Regions from separate parts of the Homo sapiens genome. Here region 2 is linked to region 1. Evidence: read pairs that join two places in POLR2A ChIA-PET (ENCODE). Cell type or tissue: MCF 10A. All regions are shown on one strand.

The links. ChIA-PET counts read pairs that join two places held together with the same protein. Peaks named below come from ENCODE experiments on the same cell type or tissue, not always from the same donor. Only the 100,000 strongest peaks of a DNase experiment are listed, where the experiment ranks them.
Region 2: POLR2A ChIA-PET joins it to region 1 with 5 read pairs; 2 of 35 experiments call an interaction of 5 or more read pairs at or near these places.

The regions. Positions count from the first base shown.
Region 1 is chr4:139,592,515-139,600,514 of GRCh38, forward strand. It overlaps LOC105377622 (a long non-coding RNA gene), which reads right to left. Exons shown (of 6, transcript NR_171655.1): 6 at 4,094-8,000. Among named protein-coding and RNA genes, the nearest start is that of QKILA, 27 kb to the right of the region's middle. In MCF 10A, no CTCF peak of the experiment used is centred here; DNase peaks (open chromatin) are centred at 3,667, 3,987 and 7,697.
Region 2 is chr4:139,486,320-139,494,319 of GRCh38, forward strand. It overlaps a transcript of SETD7 not described here. Among named protein-coding and RNA genes, the nearest start is that of RAB33B, 36 kb to the left of the region's middle. In MCF 10A, no CTCF peak of the experiment used is centred here; no DNase peak of the experiment used is centred here.

The sequences.
Region 1 (8,000 bases):
ATATTTTGGTCTCCTTACACATTTCTGGTCTTACAAGAAAATTATTTGAGGAATATACAAGCAAAAATATTTGAGCACCACTACACCATATCCTGCACCTTTTTACATCTTTAGACTAAAGAGAGGTTTTTTTCCCTTGGAGGAAAAAGTGGATGGGGACACACATTAAAGATGGTGTCACATGGAAACTGGATAGGACTTGGTATACAAATGAGAGAGAAGAGCACTGCAGGCAGAGAGAACAGTGTGAAAAAGGCTCAGAGGTGGGAAAGCGCAGGTGTGAGTGAGGGAATAGTCGGGCTGGGCTGGAGCAGGAGTGTGGGTAGAGAATAGCTGGTACTAAATTTGCAAAGACAAGATTGCAGCGATGATGCCAGAACTGTATTTGTAGCAGGAGAGAGATGTGGTCAGTGTTGTGCTTTGTTGGAGGTAGGCTGGAATGGCTCAGGTGGGAGAGACTGGAGGTAGTGAAACTAGATGCTAGAGCCATGCCCTGGAGCCCATCTTCACTCTTGGAGGGTCGCCACCACCTCTGTTAGCTGGAGTGGTCCTTGCCCACCATCACTGAAAAATGCAGGTAATGCCACCCATCCCAGGGAGACTGGCATACCCTAGGGACAGAGAGAGTCATGTTGCTGTTCTGAGGCAGCTATGGCCCATCTGTCGTTTTGGGCTTTCGCCTGTTGCCACGTCTTAAAGCCTTGCCATTCTCTAAATAGTGATCATGTTCACCTCCTGAGATCAATGAGATGACTGCAAAGTGCTAGGAGTTGCTCAGGCAGAAGGAATTCACAAACTCTTGGAGCACATTACTGTTATCTTTGTTTCTATTTAACCAAGGACACACCAGAGAGAAAAGGCATGACATCACCAAAGCAATCTCCCATTGGCTGTCCATTTCCCAAGGGGTGGGTTTTCTTTCCAGTTTTTTACTTCTCCTAAGTATTACATGCAGCACAGAGGCAAGTCCTGTCACTTCAGGGTTTCCAGATTCAGTGCCTCTGATGTCATTAGGTTATGGCAAGAGAGTGAGATAACACAACGATGTAAATTTTAGTTGACAGAATTGATGTACCTTAGAGTAAGATGCTCTGAGCTTCATGTTTACTCCTTTCAGGCTGATTTCAATGCTGCATTACTACATTAATTCATAATGCAGAATGCATGAGGGACAAGGATAATAAAATTATGACACTAGCTTTTCTACTTAGTATCCTATAAAATGCGATGCAAATGAATTGGTTCTGTCGGTGCATTTTATCACAAACCTTCAACATACAGTTCCTGCAAGGATTCCAGGTGCTTGTGAGTCTTGGTTGCCATCCTAGTTTTTAACATTTGCCTCATTTCTTGAAGGTTAATAACTGAACTGATTTATTTAAAATTCTTATACAATTATGTTGTAGAAAAGGAGGAAATCGTCACAACTGCTTTTCTCTAGACTTGAATTTGATGTTCCTTTTGGATGAGAAGCAGAGCTAAAAACGAATACCTCATTTTTTTGGCAGTTAAAAAGCAACATAATTCGAAAGTGGAGTTTCATTTAATCCATCAAACAATCCCAACCATTTGATGGAAAAAATGTAAATAATAAAATTTCAAAGGGATTTTATTTTAAAATAGCCACTGGGCATGTACAGTAATAAAATTTTTAATGGCCATTTTATTTTTCATTTCTGAGTTCATTTTTAGTGAAATTACTTGGTGATGAACAGAAGCAGAGTGATAGCCTGAGAGACAAAACTCATTGGTTTCTGAAATAATAAAAAGCATTATCCTCTGGCAATATAGAACATTTCTCTCAGCAGCCTCGCCCAATCTCCTGCACATTCCCTCAGGGCGGGTGGTGGGAGCATTACCTCACCTGCTGCCTCAGCCTGGTCTTCTAGATATGGGGTGAGGAAGCCTTGGGAGGCACCAACACTTTTCTGAGGACACACAGCCACTGAATCAAGTAAAACCAGAGCCTCCAGACTTTTGGGAAGAGCTCTGCACCATACATGGCTCTCCCTAGAGAGTTGTACGCCAAGCAACTTCACGTTTTTCAGTCATTGGAGATATGGAGGCTTCAGGGAAATGAGATCTCCTAAGGCCTCCTAGCATCACAACTTGCAAGGATCTGCCCCAGGATGTGTGTTTTTCTCACTCACACTAGTCTTCATGGAACACAGACCAAACTGCAATAATGTCCACAGGAACTCAATAAAATCGTGTTTTATGTATAGGCTCAGTGACATGTGCTTGCAATCCTTCGGGAGGCCAAGGCGGGAGGATCACTTGAGCCCAGGAGTTCAAGACCAGCCTGGGCAACATAGTGAGACCCTATCTCTAAAAAAATTTTTTTTTTGTAATAAAATAGTGTTTTGTGAAGGGCTTTTCTTTTTCCAGCCAGAGTTTGAATTGATATTTACATCTGAATGTGAAGAGCTAATATGGTATTGGGTTAAAAGCCCAGGCTTTGGAGTTCTACTGGGTTGGGCTTCTCAAGTCAACACTTATCAGCTGTGCGGTCTTGACGATGAAAATTCTCTGAACTTCAATTTACTTTCCTGCAAAATTGGGATAATAAATCTACTTCATAATCTTGGTGTGTGGATTAAATGAGAGAGAGTGTGTGTGTGTGTGTGTGTGTGTGATGTTTAGCACAGTGCCTGGCACATAGTAAATATTCAAAGAAATTAAATTGCTTCTTATTAACACTACTATTGTAAATTTGACCGATTATTGAAAAGCTCTGGATTGCTGAATCCTTTCCTTTCTGCAAAATAACCCAAATAGTGTGTATCTGAGGGAGTTGGGGGTAAAGAAAGAAATACTTCTGGTCTCCACTTAAAGAGTCCCTCTCTTTGCTTGGGTTCTTGGAGACTGGGTGAAGGCTGGAATAATCCCACTGGTGTCCCCAGCTCTGCTCTAAGCAAGCCATGGGTTTCCCTCAGGTGGAGAGCATGGAGGCCTGCAGAGGAACAGGAACAGAGGATCTCTTCCAAAAGGTTTTGACTGCTGCTTCTATTTCCCTACAATTTCTGTCTTTTGCTAGAATTGAAAATAGTCTACTGGGCTATCATTATAGACAGAACATTTTCAATCCTTAATACAATTTTTTCTTGCACAGTAGGATGGGTAGAATGAACAATAATGTATTGTATATTTCAAAATATCTACAAGAGAGGTTTTTGAATGTTCTCATAACATAGAAATGATAAAAGTTTAAAGTTATGGATATGCTAATTACCCTGATTTGGCCGCTACGTAATTTATGCATGTGTTGAAACATCATGTTGTACCCCATAAATATGTACAATGATTACATATCAATGAAAAATTTAAAAAAAGACAAAAGACTTTCTAAAAAAAGTATCCCAGCTGGAGACAGTGGAGACTCAGAGATTCTGGAAAGTAAAGTTAGGTGGTAGCCTCCTCCCATCAATCTATTCACAACTATTGATATATCTGAGAGGTAAGAAGCCTTCTGAGGAAGAGAGGAACCTGCTGTCAGTGAGGCAGACTCAAGTAGAACGGCTGCAAGAGGGCTGTTTCCAGAACTGCTTCCCACCCAGGCAGCACGACTTCATGCCTGGGGGAGAAAAAAAAGGGCTTTGTGCCTAAATTGAAAGAGCTTGTGACTAAGGCTTGTGACATCTGAGGCTCAAGAGACCTTTCGTTGTCAACCCTCCAACTGGGAGTAGCCAGGGAGTGTTCTTACTTCACAAGGGAGATGAGGCTTGTCTCCTAGGTGGAGTTTCAGAGTAGTCCCAGCTCCACAGGCGTCAGATGTGAGATACAGCCCTGTGGGCACCCAGGTGGACAAGTGACTCCAGGTGGGCAGAGAGGCCACTAGAGGCCATCAGCTTGGACAGGCTTCTCTGGGGTGGGGGCTGAGTCCCTTCTTGGCCAGGCATGCAAGTTTAGGGACACTATAAATACAGTACACACCCTGAGGATTCCCAAATACACTTAAGGGAGGGGGATTTTGAAGTCAAGCTGGTGGAGGCTGTGAGTCATAGAGATTTGGATATTAATATTGATGCAATTGCATTTGTGGTCACAGATGAGTGAAGCCTGAGATATTTTGGCTGCAGAGACACAAAAACAATTTCCACAAAACATATTTATTCTTCAGGATTTAGCACTCAGTTCTCTAATTTAACCATTCATTATCATTCACTAAAAACCTCCCAAACAGCTCAAGATTTAAGTTGTCTCTTCTGGATGTCCATTTGGTGGAAAACCCACCCAGTCATCTCATGCTGCTTCTCCCTCACTCAGTGACAAAGCCCTCTGTTTGGATGTTTAAGCTAGATTGATTGATTTGTCAGATGTTTGTTTTTTTGTAACAGGCTTTCAGGCAAGCCAGTGGAATTTGGGGAGTTTTTCACTTGTCAAATTGTTGTCTTGGTTCCTGAAGTGATTATACTATGCTCTGGTAATCATTTAAAACCTTTTAAAACAGTTTCCCTGATTGATTTTCCTCACACAGCCCCCGCTGCTGTTAAGGACAAGACTTTTACCGCAGGAACTAAAAATTAGGAAAATGGTGTGACTCCAGGCAACAGCAGCTCAGGACTCAGTCATAACAGTCTCTCCTGACCCCATGTGGGGCTGAAACATGTGCCTTTCTTTCCCTTCTGAGTTGTAGACATAGAACATGGAACCAAGGAAAAGCTATGCTGATAAAAATGGTAACGACACGCTTTGAAAATATGCTTCATTATAACATAAGGGTATTAGTGATGATTTTAAGCAGATGTCACTGCCTTTCCCACATCATAAGAGGGGAGTGACATGAAAAGTGCACAATCTTGTTACAGGAAACTGCATAGGAAATTTCAACTTTTACTTGAATGCCCAGTTCTGAAAATTTGCTACTGTGAGTTGATCACTCCTTTCTCCTTAAAGCAGTTCCCTCCCTTGCCTTCTAGGACCTCACACTCTGCTGTTTTGCCTCCTCTCTCCCCGGCTGCTCCTTCTCAGTCTCTTGGCTGGGTCCTCTGAATCCTGGTGTGCCCCAGGGCTCAGTCCCTGATGTTTTTCTCCTCTGTCCACACTCCTCCCCTGGTTGAGACCATGGGTCCGTGGCTTTAGATGCTGTCCACATCTGGGAACCTTCGTATTTCCATCTCCAACCCATACTTCTGTCCCAAGCTTCAGGCTTATTCACCCAGCTGCCCACTCATCAGCTCCACTGGATGTCAGACAAGCATCTCAACCCTGACATGTCCAGCACCGAGCTCCTGGACTTCTCTCCCAAACTGGCATTCTTCTCCATCTCAGTTAATGGCAAGTTCATCTTTACAGTTGCTCAGATTAAAATAAGAGTCACTGTAGTGAGTTGAATCATGGCTCACAAAAAGGTATGTCCACATCCTAACGCCAGGCCCTGAGAATGTGACCTGATTTGGAAAAAGGATCTTTTTTTTTTGAGACGGAGTCTCACTGTCACCCAGGCTGGAGTGCAATGGTGCGATCTCAGCTCACTGCAACCTCTGCCTCCCAGGTTCAAGCAATTCTCCTGCCTCAGCTTCCCAAGTAGCTGGGATTATAGGCAACTGCCACCACATCTGGCTAATTTTTGTATTTTTAGTAGAGACTGGGTTTTGCCATGTTGGCCATGGCTGGTCTTGAACTCCTGATCTCAGGTGACCCACTTGCCTTGGCCTCCCAAAGTGCTGGGATTTCAGGCATAAGCCACTGCTCCCAGCCTTTATTTTTAAATAATCCCAAATTTCAAGAGGGCCAATTGCACTTCTAGTGCCTGCAGTAAACAAAGTTAAACAAAACTGGTTTATCTTTTAAAACAACCAGAAGCATTTTTGTGTAAGCCAGAAAAAGGGTCTTTGCAGATTTAATGAAGTTAAGGATTTCATGGTGGAATCATCCTGGATTATCTGGGTGGGTCCTAAATCCAATGACAGTTGTCCTTACAAGGGACAGGTGACACAGAAAAGAGGAGAAGGCAGAGACTAGAGTCATGTAACCCCAAGCCAAGGAACGCCTGGATCCACCAGAAGCTGGAAGAGACAAGGAATAGAATATCCTCTACAGCAGGGGTCTGCAACCTCTGGGCTGCGATGGTACTGGTCCATGGCCTGTTGGGAACTGGGCCACACAGCAGGAGGTGAGCGGCCCCATGAGCATTGCCACCTGAGCTCCACCTCCTGTCAGAGCAGTGCCATTAGATTCTCATGGGAATGCAAACCCTATTGTGAACCACACACGTGAGGGATCTAGGTTGCGTGCTCTTATGAGAATCTAACTAATCCTTGATGATCTGAGGTGGAGCAGTTTCATCCCGAAACCATCCACACACACACCCACCACCCTGCTGCCTCTCTCCCCCGGCACTCCTGCCCCTGTCCGTGGAAACATGGTCTTCCACAAAACCGGCCCCGGAAGGATGAGGACTGCTGCTCTAGAGCCCCTGGAAGCAAGAACCCCTTAATCTCAGACTTCCTGGCCTTAGAACTGTGAGAGAATAAATTTCTGTTGTTTTAAGCCGCCAAGTTTGTGGTGATGTGTTACAGCAGCCCCAGGAAACCGATACGGTCATCTTTAATGTTTCTCTTATTTCTCTTTCTGTGGAGCCTTACCTCCAGTCTCTCAGTAAATCCTGTTGGCCCTATCTTCAAAATATACCCAGAATCTGCCCACATCTTACCACCTCCATAGCTACCTGCTTGGGCTGAGCTCTCAGCATCTCTTGCCTGGAGTATTGCAGTCCTACTAGTCTTCCTGATCCTGCCCTTGACACCCCCGCCTCCAACCCCTGGTGATCCTTTTAACATGGAAGTTGGATCATATCATTCCTCTAGTTACTGTCTCAGAGTATGAGTCAAACTCTTACAAATAATGGGGCCAGGCAGGGTGGCTCACGCCTGTAATCCCAGCACTTTTGAAGGCTGAGGTGGGCAGATCACTTGAGGTTAGGAGTTTGAGACCAGCCTGGCCAACATGGTGAAACGCTGTCTCTACTACTACTACTAATAATAATAATAAAACCTAGCTGGGCATGGTGGTGGGTGCCTGTAGTCCCAGTTACTCGGGAGGTATAGCAGAAGAATCACTGGAACCCAGGAGGCAGAAGTTGCAGTGAGCCGAGATTGTGCCACTGCACTCCAGCCTAGGTGACAGAGCGAGACTCCGTCTCAACCTTCATGATCTGGGCTGCTTCTGTGATGTTTCTAACCTCTTCTTAGACTGTCTCTCTGCTGCTGCTTACCTTTTCAGCCACAATGGCCCCTTTGCTTTTCCTTAAACACCCCATTCATGTTTCTGCCTCAGGGCCTTTGCACTGACTTTTTATTTTGTCTGAAACACTCTTCCTGCAGATACCTAAATAGCTAACTCCCTAATCTCATTCAAGTCTTACTCAAATACCATCCTCTCAGTGAGGTCTCCCCTGACCACCTTATTTAAAAATACAACCCTGAAACACTCTTCTTCTTCCTCCTTCTTTGCTTTATTTTTCTCCATAGCTCTTATTGCCATATAAATACCATATATCTTACTTGCTTATTTACTTATTGTTTTTCTCCACCTGCTAGAAGGTGAGATCCCTGTGACTAGGGAACTGGGGAGATCTTTTTCTGTTCACTGCTGTAACTCCAGCCTCTAGAACAATGCTTGGCATGTAGTACGTACTCAACTCAGTAAATATTTGTTTAATGAATAATTGAAGGTCAGACAGCCTCAATGCATGGTCTACAGAAATAAATGCAATAAGATGACGCATCCTATCTGCTGTCTCATGCTCCCTCTCATCTTCTGGAGACAAAGAAGAGGGAGAGATACGTGTGCCATCAGAAGCTGCACTTTAAAAAATTAATTAACAATTGTGGAAAAGTATACATAACATTAAATTTACCATCCTAACTTTTTTTTTTTTTTTTTTTTTGGAGACAGAGTCTATCTCTGTTGCCCAGGCTGGAGTGCAGTGACGTGATCTCGGCTCACTGTAACCTCTGCCTCCTGGGTTCAAGCGATTCTCGTGCCTCAGCCTCCTG
Region 2 (8,000 bases), 110 kb before region 1:
ATAGTTATTAAATGCAAGCATCAACATAAACTGCATTTAGAAACAACCTTCACCTTGCTTCATCATGAAGTAGTAAATCAAAACTTTCAAAATAATGAAGCATATTTAATTTCAAAAAATGACTTTGAAAAATATTATTGGATGGGTGCAGGGGTGCACTGGCTCACGCCTGTCATCCCAGCATTTTGGGAGGCCGAGGTGGGAGGACCACCTGAGGTCTGGAGTTCAAGACCAGCCTGGCCAACATGGTGAAACCCCGTCTCTACTAAAAATACAAAAATTAGCCAGGCATGATGGCACATGCCTGTAATCCCAGCTACTCGGGAGGCTGAGGCAGGAGAATCGCTTGAACCCGGGAAGCAGAGGTTGCAGTGAGCTGAGATAGTGCCACTGCACTCCAGCCTGGGCAACAGAGTGAGACTCTGCCTCAAAAAAAAGAAAAAGAAAATATTATCAATAAAATAGGCTGGGTATCTGTGAATAAACAGGTTTTTTTTTTTGACTGGTAAGTGAAAAGAAATACAAATTATTTTAAAAATTATTTATTTCATCCTCATCCTTTTAAATTTCTATTTTGTAAATGTTTCTTAATCTACTAGCTAGTATGGTTTGTGATTATAATTTTCGGTGAACCAATGAACATGCATTGGAAGTGCTTGCTGAAACACTTTTTCTGACAAGGGTGTGATCTAAAGAGTGTCAGTGGTCTGTACAACAGCCCTTTACGGAGGGACAGTTGTGTCTTCTTCAGCTTTGTGGCTCCATGGCTTCATGGCCTCTTTGCTGCATGGGAAGAGGCAGAGACAGGAGCCACTGCTTGAGGATTTATATTATACTAAGCATCTTCCCTTTGCTCCAGTCCCCCTAGAGTATTCTTGTGGGGAAAAGGAGCACCTAGCCTTGTTAATTCTGCTTATAGTGGCCTTCATTAGGTTGAATAGTCTCCACATCTTTGTGGTTAGTATCTTGTAACTGAATGTCACTTGTTTCCTACAAAATAATTCTCTTCCCCAAAGTGTTTTCCATTTGAAAATCACTCATATCCTGAAGTGTTCCTCTTGATTCTTTAACAATTTGGCTCCAAGAGCTTTACAAGAGGAAAATGTTCCTGACATGATGGGTGAGTCATGGTTTGTGAAAATGAGCAATTTATGCCTAGCATGGTGCTATGGCCAAATTGCACTAAGACTTTGCCTAGAATATGTGTCTTCTGAGAGTTTTGTTACATGATAGTAAAAAATTAAAAGTCACTTTGCTTGTAATGTCTCTGCTATGCTTAAGAAAACAAAGCTGCATTTGGGAGGCTGAGGCGGGCGGATCACGAGGTCAGGAGATTGAGACCATCCTGGCCAACATGATGAAACCTCATCTCTACTAAAAATACAAAAATTAGGTGGGTGTGGTGGTGCGTGCCTGTAATCCCAGCTACTCAGGAGGCTGAGGCAGGAGAATAGCTTGAACCAGGGAGTCAGAGGTTGCAGTGAGCCAAGATCGTGCCTCTGCATTCCAGCCTGGGTGACAGAGCAAGACTCTGTCTCAAAAAAAAAAAAAAAAAAAAAGAAAAAGAAAAAGAAAACAAATCTGCATTTCTGAATTTAAAAAATACAATGAACTTAAAATACTGAATTCCTCATCTCTTTCTCTTGTATCATGATAGCAAACAAGATCCAGTTCTGCCAGCTGCATCTCAGCCAAGACTCCTACAAACAGCTGAAACTCTCTCTCAGCCTCAGTTTTTCACCTGCAAAGTGGGGATGATAACAATACCTGCTCCCTTTTAAGCCTTAAGACACTTACTTATTATCAGATTGACTTATACCAATTAAATCCTCTTAGAAACATAAGGAGGACTTCATTCTGCAATTGACAAACTAGTTTCTAATACAAACTTCTGTACTTCCTAGTGTATTTTGTATTATCTCTCATTATCCCCAATTTACTGCAGCCAGAACCTTATATGGCCTTGAATGATTTCTAATTAAATACCCTCAATTTCAGATATACTCCTTAGCAGAAACAAAACAAAACAAAACAAGTCAACAGATTCTCCAAACGACGTGCCTCAATCTGGAGTTTCTGACCAGTTTTGCTCAGAAGATGTCCTGTTACCTTCTCAAAGACAATTTCCACCATGAATGACACATTAAAAAGCTACACAGGCAGAAAAGCGATGTCTCCCAGAAACCGCTTTCACCTTTCTCTCTTTCTTCCCCTCTGAGCCTCAGGACTTCTCACTGCCCATCCAGTTTTTAGAACTTGAACCACAGAAGCTGCCTTAGTGGGGAGAAAGTGCTGGGTTTAAGTCAGTTTCTATTTCAGACGCCATGCACTGAAAGCTATCTCCTGTCCTCAGCAAGGCCTCTACAGGCAGCTTCTGTACCATGCCTAGGACCAAGGAGCTTTCAGATGGCCTATAAAAATTTTTGAGACCTGAAAAAAAAAAGAATTGACCCCAAAATATGAAAATAAAAATGAATAAAACAGAACTAAAGAGCATTTAATTAAATATCTGCAAACTAAAAATTAATGCTAACATTAGTAGTTGATAAAATGTTAGTATTCATAAAAATATAATGTAATTATATTTGAAAACAATTGGATTAGATTATTGTCCTTCAATCCAACAAAGTGGATTAGATTATTTTCCTTCAAAAGAGTTCCCAAGCATGTACTATGCTTGCTAAGAAACTATAACTGATTGCAAATTAAGTGGTTTGATTGTAGCTAAATTATTTCAGAAGTAAAATTATCTTTTAAAAAATTTTCTGAAAAACCTTAGGGTACCATGGGTGCATTTCAATATAATTGATATGATTATGACCTCTAAAAGGAGTACTTGGAAATTTGAATACTGGCTGCGTGTTAGATGGTATTAGGGAATGATTGTCAATTGTCTTACTTGTGATAATAGTATTGAGGTTAAGTGGGAGAATCTTAGGAGATACATATGGAAGTATTTAGGGGTGAAGTGTCCTGATGTCAACAACCTGCTTTTAGTATGTTCTGCAAAATAACAATAACTATACGGTGAGGGGGATCTAATTTCCTTAATTCTGCTTACAGTAGTCTTGAAGATTTATAATAATCTCCACCTCTTCACAGTCAGTATGCTCTATTTGAATGTTATTTGTTTTCTACATAATCATCCTTTTCCCCAAAGTGTTCGCCATCTGAAAATCACTTAGTATGTCAGCTACCTACTTTCAAAAGGTTCTGCAAAATAATAATAACAAATGTGTGTGAATCCTTATGTGTACATACACACACACACACACACACACAGAGAATAAATGTAGCAAAATGTTAACAAGTGCTTTGAAAATGATAATAAAGCAGGTAACAGGCTACAGAATGTTGGAGGCTGAAGGGCATTATTTGGATATTATGGTCAGAAAAAGCCTCTTAGTAGGGTAACAACTGAACCAGATCTGAATGAAGTGAAGGAACAAGCCCTGCTAAGATGTAAAGGTAGAGTATTCCAGCTCAAGCAGGCAGCATGTGCAAAGGTCCTGAGGCAGGACTTCACAACACTTGTTATTATCCAACTAAATGATGTTTTGTTAATCTAGTGAGAGTAAAATGGATTCTAATGATTTTAGTTTGTATTTTTCTGTTTACTAATGAGCAACTTTTCATTTATTTGTTAAATTCTGGTAATGTCTTTGTTTTCTTGAATTTCTTGTCAGGTCTTTTATTTTTCTGTTGGGTTCTTTGTCTTTTTCTTACTGATTTGTAAAAGTTCTATATGTTCTGGATATGATTCCTTCGCCGATCATATGTGAGGCAAATATCTTCTCTCCATTTATAGATTGTCTCTTCACTCTTTTTACAGTGTCTTTCAAAGAACGGATTTTTTTTTTTTTTTTTTTGAGACGGAGTCTCACTCTGTTGCCCAGGCTGGAGTGCAGTGGTGCGATCTTGTCTCACTGCAACCTCAGCCTCCTGGGTTCAAGCGATTCTCCTGCCTCAGCCTCCCAAGTAGCTGGGATTACAGATGCCCGCCACCATACCTAGATAGTTTTTGTATTTTTAGTAGAGATGGGGTTTCTCCATGTTGGCCAGGCTGGTGTCGAACTCCTGACCTCAGGTGATCCACCTGCCTCAGCCTCCCAAAGTGCTGGGATTACAGGCGTGAGCCACCACAACTGGCCAGAACAGATGTTCTTAATTTTAATACAACTGAATTTATTGATAATTTTATTTATGGTGTGTGCTTTTGTGTCTTGTTTAATAACATTTTTCTTACTCTGAAGTAAAAAAACTGTTCCATCTATATGTTATTCTAAATGTTCTATAGCTGTATTTTTCACATTAAAAAAATGAAGTCTTTAATCCACATATAGTTGATTTTTATATAGTATGAATTGAGGATCTAATTTTATATTTTTTATATGAATATCTAATTGTCCTGACACCATTTATTAAGTCACCCACTTTTTCCCTATTGAACGATAGTGACCATTCTATTATCAATGAAGGCTCCATATATGCCTGGGTCTGTTTCTGGGCTATTTCATTTAATTGGCCTATTTGTCTGTTTCTGGGCTGGTACTACACGTCCTTAATTCCTAAAGCTTTCTATCTTGATATTTGGTAGGTCAAGTCCCACATCTTGCTCTTCATCCACAGTTTTGGTAATTCTGGGGCCTTTGTTGTTTACCTAAATTTTAGATTTAACTCATCAAATAAAAAACAATGTTGGGATTTTGATTGGAACGCTTTGAATTTATCAGTCCACTTAGGAGAATCAATATCTTAACAATATTGAGTTTTCCTGGCCAAGAATATGGTAAATCTTTCCATTTATTTAGGTTTTCTTTAAGTCTTTCTTTCTTTTTGAGACAGGATCTCACTCTGTCAAGTGCAGTGGCCTAATCATAGCTTATTGCAGACTTGAACTCCTGGGCTCAAGTAATCTTCCTGGCTTAGCATTCCAAGTAGCTGGGACTATCAGTGCACCCCACCATGACTGGCTAATTTTTTTTTTTTACTTTTTGTAGAAACAGGGTCTTGCTATATTGCCCAGGCTGGTTGCAAACTCCTGGGCTCAAACAATCCTCCCACCTCTGCCTCCCAAAGTGTTGGGGTTAGAGGTATGAGCCACCATCCCCTGCCTCTTTAATGTCTTTCAGTGAAGTTTTATAATTTTCTTCTTAAAGGGTTTGATTGATTGAATTCTTTTTTTTGAGACAGTTTTGCTCTGTCGCCCAGGCCAGAGTACAGTGGTGTGATCTTGTCTCGTCTCACTACGTACGATCTCTGCAGTGTTCAAGCGATTCTTGTGCCTCAGCCTCCCGAGTAGCTGAGATTACAGGTGTGTGCCACCATGCCCGGCTAATTTTTGTGTTTTTAGTAGAGATAGGGTTTCACCATGTTGGCCAGGCTGGTCTGGATCTCCTGGCCTCAAGCGATTCTCTTGTCTTGTCTTCCCAAAGTGCTGGGATTACAGGTGTGAGCCACTGTACCTGGCCAATTTTTATATATTAATTTTGGATTGAAGAACCAAGTGAAACATTTATTAATCCTAATTATTGGAGATTCTTTTTGGTGTTCTACAAAAATTATATCACCTTCAAATAAAAATAGTTTTTTTCATTCTTTCCACCTCCTATAAATTTTTTACATTTCTCTTGTTTTATTGCACTGGGCAAGATGTCCAGCATGTTATTAAATGAGAGAGGTGACAGCTGACATCCATGTCTTGTTCTTTATCTAAAGTAGAATGCTTTTGACATTTCACCATTAAATATGATGTCTCCTGTAGGTTTTTAACAAATACTGTTTTTTTTTCTTTTTCTTATTAACCACCCCTCTCCTCCCCAGCCTCACCCTGCTTGTTTTGAAGTTATATAACTTTATTACTCTGCTCCATACTGGGGCAAGTTCTTAATGTAGTATCTCATTTAATCTTCACAATAACCTTTATGAGACAGGTATTATTGCTTCTCTTAGAGAAGTTAACTTTACTAAAATAATATTGCTAGAAGGAATAGAGCAATGGAATACAGCAAGAATTTAAAGCCAGGCTTGTCTGATTCTGCAGCCTCTGCTCCTCTCAGAAACGTGTGCTGCCTAATGCTTGGGTTAAAATTTATCCAATACAGGGAACCTTAAAGGAGATGAATTGTAGCAGGCGGAGGCAGAATAGAGAAGGTGGGTAAAGAAAGGAAGTGAAAAGAAATGGAAATTCATATGGACAGTGAGAGCCACCTCACCCCAGCATGTGATTTTGAATTTGCAGGAAGCAGGTATGTCACCTTGATTAGGCTGCCTTCTCCTCCCCATGCCTTCTTCCAAGACCTCCTGAGGTGTCTGTAGCTGTGGCAATCCAAATTGCTATTGGTTGACAATGCAGACACAGCATTTTCCGCTACTTTCTGCTCTCATCCAATCACAATTGCCCCCTTCCCTCCCTCCCTCTTTCTTTCTCTTTCTCTCTTTCTTTCTTTTTCTTTCTTCCTTCCTTCCTTCCTTTCCTTCCTTCCTTTTTCTTTCTTTCCTTTTTTACCACCAAATTGGCTCCTCTGATTGCTTTTTCCTGGAAGTCATCCACTCATCACACAAATCCTGTGTTAACACTTGTTATTCCCATTATGCACTCATGTTTAGCCTTGCATTTCCTTTGATGAAGAGGAATAAATTAGGAGATGGAGATTCATAGGGAAAGTTCATTCTTTTATTTTATAAATATTAAACAAGCATCCCTTATGTTTCAGGCACTGTGTAAGGGACTAAGGATGTAGCAATAAACAAGACAGGCAAAGGCTGTTCCCCAGTGATGCTTATGTTACAGTGTTAGAAGACAGAGGAATAACAAATACACAAAATAACTGTGGATTAGGGATAACAATGAAACAATTTGGGTGGTAAGACAGCAGATAAGTTGAGGAGGCCTTCTGAGACATGACGGTCAAGGAGGGCACCTCTGATGAGGGCGGTGTGAGTCAAGGGCTGAAGGGTGACAGAGAGAAGCTATGCAAAGAGCTAGAGGCAAACAGGCAGAGTAATCAGCAGGTATAAAGGCCTGGATCCAGGAAAACGCTTGGCAAGTTTGAGGAACAGAAGGTCTGGCTGGAGTACAGTGGGTGGGGGAGAACGGACTGAATGATACTGGAGAGGGAGCAGGAGCCAGTCCATTGTAAATAGCTTGGATTTTATTCTAGCTGCAATGGAAAGCCATTGAAGTGTTTCAGCAGGGTGATGGCAAGATGTACTTTACTATTTTTTTTTTTTTTTTGAGACAGGGTCTCACTCTGTTGCCTAAGGCTGGAGTGCAGTGGCACAATCCCAGCTCACTGCAGCCTTGCCTTCCTGTGCTTAAGTGATCCTCTCACCTCAGCCTCTCGAGTAGCTGGGACTACAGGCATGCACCACCAGGCCTGGCTACTTTTTGTATTTTTTGTAGAGATGGGGTTTTGCTATGTTTCCCAGGCTGGTCTCGAACTCCTGGGCTCAAGTGATCCACCCACCTTGGCCTCCCAGAGTGCTGAAATTACAGGTGTAAGCCACTGCGGCTGGCTGCTTTACTGTTTTACATTACTCTGATTACTTTGTGAAAAGTGGGTTGGAGGGTAAGCAATGAAGGCAGCATGCCAATGGACTCTACTTCTTGTACATAACTTTTCTGGAGGCTCACTCAGTGACTGCCTGCCTCCCTTGCCTGACCTCTCGTTGGCCAAAACTGAATCTGGTGGCCAGCCTTAGCTGCAAGAGATCCTTGGAATGTAATTATTTTAGGCACAGGAAGACAAGGGGAAAATGGCTTGTGAATGTCTTTTGGGTAGGCAATCCACAGTATCTGCCACTAGGGTCATCTGCACTGTATCTGAAACAAGCCTGTGAAATAGACGAGGCAAGTCTTATTTGATTAATCTATAAAGGGGGAGGATGGTTAAAGAGCACAAAGATCATAGGTAATAGAGCAAGGGCTTGAGTCCAGATCTTTTCATCTCAGATTGAATGTACTCTCTCACTACCTTTCATTATTCTAGGCCCCACAA